Linked DNA regions of Homo sapiens: region 1 is linked to region 2. The links are chromatin loops, found by intact Hi-C in ENCODE. Cell type or tissue: IMR-90. All regions are shown on one strand.

Region 1 (2,500 bases), 550 kb before region 2:
TAATAATAATAATAAAAAGAAATACAACAAAATCCTATATGCTCATTGCTCATTAGGGAATAGTAGGAAAATTCCCCATGTTATGCCTGATAGTGTTTATGATACATTCTAGTAAATCCTAATAGATGAGTCAGAGCCTGGGTCAAGTCATGCAAAATACTTTCCCTGTTGATTTACCAAAAATTCTTTTGTTGCTCCATTCTGAACTGTAACAGTTATGATTCAAGAGTAGAAGGGAGTATTGTCTAAAACATCTTAGCTGTACTTTGTCTCCCCAGTTATTACATTTCCCATATGAAACAGCTTTTCCTGATATGGGTTACCTGGGTTTGTAGCCAGAGTCATGTGCAGATGAAAAAATCACATATTTATTTATAAAACTTTGTGAATAAAATAATAATATCTGTCTTTTTACTATGTTCAATCTATATAGTATATATTTATGTAAAGAAGAGATGAGAGTAAAAAAAGGCAGGAGACACGGTTTCCTAGAAAGCGTGGAAGATTAAATGTGGAAGAGACATAAGTGATTATTATTGTTCAGTGTTTCTGATACCTTGTTATACATGGAATCACCTGGGAAGCTTAATAAATAAAACTCTGTGCTTGGGCTCTACTTTCAGAGGCTAAGACTTACTTTATTTGGAGTAAGGTGTAGATTTTTTTTTAAAGCTCTTTGGGTAAATTTAATGGGCAGCCAGTCTTGAGAACCTGTGATGCACTCTAAGCTCCTCATAAGATAACTGAAGCCCAAAGAACCACACATCGCTGGTTAATGGCAGAGTTTGTCTTATGCACGAGCCCATATGTATCATATATCTGTATGACATGTGACCTCTTGGTGCCTTTTTAAATTCTTTGCTTGGTAAATCATATTTTTCCTCTTGTATCACTGTTCATGTGTAGTCACCATGTGTATTAGGTACTCATGCAATGAGTCAGGAGGCATTTCCAGGAAGAAGCAGACATCTTGGCAATAGTTCTTTGGACAGTTTTTACTGGCAGTCCTGCCTATCAGGCTCTGTGTAGGCAGGGTTGTTCATGGAAACAGCTTCAGAGGATAACCAGCTACTACTAATCAGGATGTTTTTTACATTGATAAAAGGCTTTGTACTTCTAAGTCTTCACTACATCTCCTGGAACTATATTAGCTCCAGTTAACTTACTGCATGTAATAATATCCAAAGGAAATGACAATCTGTAAGAAATTATGGCATTCTCAGCAGGGATTTTCACAGCTTGCAAAAGAAATAAAATAGCACAAATCTGCTCATTTATTGTGGGATCTTTTTCCTCTTTATTTTTCTATTCATTCTTGTTGTACTTGAATATTTTAATACTGTGCTGTTTAAAGCACAGGGTATATATTTATCATCTTGCTAACCTGAAATATACGTGCTGCAAATACTGCAATACCTTTCACTAAGAAGTCACTTAATTTCAGCAAACCTTCACCTTGAGAGTTTTCTAGAATTATCTGGAGAATTATTGACATATTATCTCTGAGAGAACCCTCACAGTTTAAGTCCATGACTATAATTTTTATTTAGTCATACAATTGAAGTAAATAGCAGCAATGTCTCTTTTGTAAAATCAGAAATGATATTTTCATTAGTTACTCAATCAAATGTAACAAAAAAAATTCAAACTTTATGTCTAATTGCTTAAGAAAAATTATGATTTGGGATCATATTGTACAATAGCCGAGAGAAAAATAGTTTAGTAAAACCAAGGTCATCCTTTGCACTAAATCTGATGGGTAAATTTCATCTTTCCTAGATAGCACTATATTCTAGGGCCATGGTTCTTATAAATTCTGTGTGCCTTTGATTTTCCTAAGATTTAATTTAAAAGCTTATTTTAATTCAGTAGTTTCAGGGAGAATCCTGAGATTTTGCATTTCTAGTAAGCTCCAAAATATTCCCTGCACTGCTTGTACATGGCACCTTCAGAAACCTAGGATCTTCTTATGTAAGAAGTTCTTAAGGTACTGAGAGAAGGTCACAAATCAAAGGTAATTTTTTTTTCTATGAAGAGATTGTAATAATATCAAATGTCAAATTTTCCAGCTTGTGTTTTATGAACACCCTTTCAGGCCACTTATACTTACTTGGAACTAGCTGTACTTCTATTTACAAAATCAGAGCTACTATATAAATGATACCTAAAAGAAGTGGTGAAACTAGAACAACAGTTTAATAGCAATGGGTTTTTCAAAGACAGAAAATGGCCTACAGTTACTTCCTCTCCCTCACCCGTATGTTAGAATCATCTCTATATTATAATTATCTATGAATTTGCTAATTGAATACAAAAGATTTATTTGAATGTTGTTACAGATATTTACTTCAAAGTGAATTACCTTTCAAAAAGGAAAGCTCAGACCATGTCTACACATTCAAGTCTGGTGTAATGGATTAATCTGCAGAATTTTTATAAACAAGTGAAAATATCATTCTTTCAAGATTATAAAACAGTATCTCTCTAAAACCACATCTAC
Region 2 (2,500 bases):
GCTCTTATTTAGCTTCATGCAAGGCAGAAGCTATATGACACAGTGGTTAAAGCCAAACAGATCGCATCGGTGCTTGCCCCAGCTCAACCACTTACTAACTGTACCAGCTGAATAAGCTATGAAACTTTCTGGGCATAAATTCTTTTTTCTGTAAATATGGATATGGACAGATCCACCTCAAATGGTTGCTACATGCTATCAGACAGTAGTAGCACAGTGCCTGGAATATGGTGAGCATTACAGAGTTGTCATTATAGTTATTATATACTACAGTTACTTTATACTCTTAGGAGTGAGTGGATTGGTTTGCCCAAGGTGTAGTAGAAACTGCAACTCAAACTCTTCTCTCAAATAATGGAAATCAATTCATTGACAAAGATAATCTTCAGAGAAGGATCATCCTGCCCTCATAACATGAAGAAAAATCCTTCATTACCTGTTTTTATTCATTAAGGATCACTATTAATGGACAAAAAATGGGCTGAATACAGGTTCCTGAGAAAAGACATTCTTCTCAAATTTGCCTTTTAGCAGATCTTACCAACATTTCTTACAACTGTGGAGTTCCTTTCAAGTTACTTGGATATATGTTTCTTCCATCAAGAGGAGAAAAAAAATGGACTAAAAGGCAAATGGGATACAAGAAAGATTAACCTGAATGACTGACTATATGAGAACTTCTTGAAAGCAGAATTACAGCCTCATTCATCTTGGCAACCCTGGTAGGGTGTCTAGACTGATTATAGGGGCTCAAATATAGCCCGTCTGTATTCTAGGTACTTACCACACACTTCATTCTTCCCAATATCACTTCAGAGTGGGTACCACCAATCTCATTTTATAGACAAGAAAAAGGTAAAGCCCAGATTGTTAAACAATTACTCAACCTTACAAAAGTGCAGAACCAATCTGTTCTAAAGTTAATTCCCTTTTTCCATGTGAATGTCTCAAAAATGTTTGGTGGATGAATACAGAATTAAAAGCAAATTCTGGAGATGCCTTTTATTTCAGATCCGTGATCCAGGAATATGACTCCAGACAAGGGAGGTTTATTTAGGTAATGTTGCTCTCCTTCCCTTTAAAAGAGCTCAAAGCCAAAAATATAAGCCAGACATTATCAAAGAGCAAATGAATGTCTAGAAATAAACTGAGCATTTATAGAAGGATACACTAATTTGAACATCGGGAAACAGATGTTAAAATTTCAGATCACTTATTATTCAAACATGCCTTGGGGGGAAAAAAGTAATATGTAACTGCAAACTGTTGTTGTATTTGCAAAAAATAGTTTCTGAGTTTGTAAGTTGTTACACAATACACTGAGTTTCTTACGGTTGTAATCTTTCCTTTCCACTGAGATCATTCAGTCCCTCACTTGGATTGCTTTAAATGTAATCTGCTCAGTCAGAAGTAGAACCTGGAGTTAGGATTGCTTCACCAGAGCTAAATATTAGTCACTTTGCTCAACCCTCATTTGCCCTCTGCTGTCCCCACCCAACTCTCATTTTTCAGCCACACTCCACCAAATGCATACTTAGTGCTTGTGGTTCCAGTAACACAACACATTCAAGCTAACCTGTCTGTGGAAAGTTTGCAACCCTCTGAGTTCAGACTGGGGTTAGCCATGAAGCATGGGGTGACAGGAAATGGCATCCAGTAGTCACTCTTTCCTCTGGGTCCAGTCTTTTTCCCATCACTTTCATCATTGTCCGCTATTTTATTCCTCTGCCGCATCTCCTTTGGGACCCAAGAGGGAAGGAGGACACGAAATAATACAGGAAAGGAAATCAAAAAACAATTGTAGAGAAACCACTCCTCGTTTCCTCTTCTATGTCTCGTGTGTGTGTGTGTGTGTGTGTGTGTGTGTGTGTGTGTGTGTGTGTGTAAAATTTTAATTTCCCTGGAATTGGAACTACAGAAGTCCCTCCTCAGCCCTACCGGGAAAGTGGCACTGGGCACGACCGCCCTTTCCAAGGCAGTCTGCAATCCTTTTCGCGGAAGTAGAGGAGAAAAGGGGGTGGAGAAGGGCGCCGCGATGCAGCATCCGCTGAGAAAACAGGCAGTTCGCACGTGAGCGGGCTCGCAGCCTGTGGCGCCACCTGACCGGGCCTGGCGCCCCCAATGTGGTGCAGTGGCCCAGCAAGACCAGAAGGCTCAGGCCCTCCTGAACCCTTGCCAAGTCAGAGGTCCCTTTCTGCCTGGGCTCAGGCCTCGCCCGCATATAGTTTTCCATCTGCTTCCACCCCTGCCATCCTTCCTGGGGACCAAAAATGAAGAAAGACAACCCCCCCATCCCCCGGTATTTCGTCTTCCCCTCACAGCCTCTTCCTGTCCTGATCATCTGCTCAAAGAGAAGACGTTCTCTCCACACACTCCACCCCCGCCTCCACCTTCTGCGGCAATGAAGCCACGCCACCCTAGGGGGCTCGGGGGCCGGATGCTGGCGGGGCGCGCACTAGAGACACGCCGCACTGGAAGCAGCCCTCGGAGTCCCGTGAGC

What was found. Peaks named below come from ENCODE experiments on the same cell type or tissue, not always from the same donor. Only the 100,000 strongest peaks of a DNase experiment are listed, where the experiment ranks them.
Region 1: it touches region 2 in a loop (19-fold over the local background); 2 of 110 quality-filtered maps call a loop at or near these places.

The regions. Positions count from the first base shown.
Region 1 is chr12:60,146,699-60,149,198 of GRCh38, reverse strand. No RefSeq gene overlaps it. Among named protein-coding and RNA genes, the nearest start is that of SLC16A7, 550 kb to the right of the region's middle. In IMR-90, no CTCF peak of the experiment used is centred here; DNase peaks (open chromatin) are centred at 148 and 938; H3K27ac peaks cover 1,103 bases.
Region 2 is chr12:59,596,608-59,599,107 of GRCh38, reverse strand. All of the region lies in intron 1 of SLC16A7 (solute carrier family 16 member 7), which reads right to left. Among named protein-coding and RNA genes, the nearest start is that of SLC16A7, 1.8 kb to the right of the region's middle. RefSeq lists enhancers at 2,271-2,420, 2,471-2,500. In IMR-90, no CTCF peak of the experiment used is centred here; DNase peaks (open chromatin) are centred at 1,427 and 2,037; H3K4me3 peaks cover 1,092 bases; H3K27ac peaks cover 1,267 bases.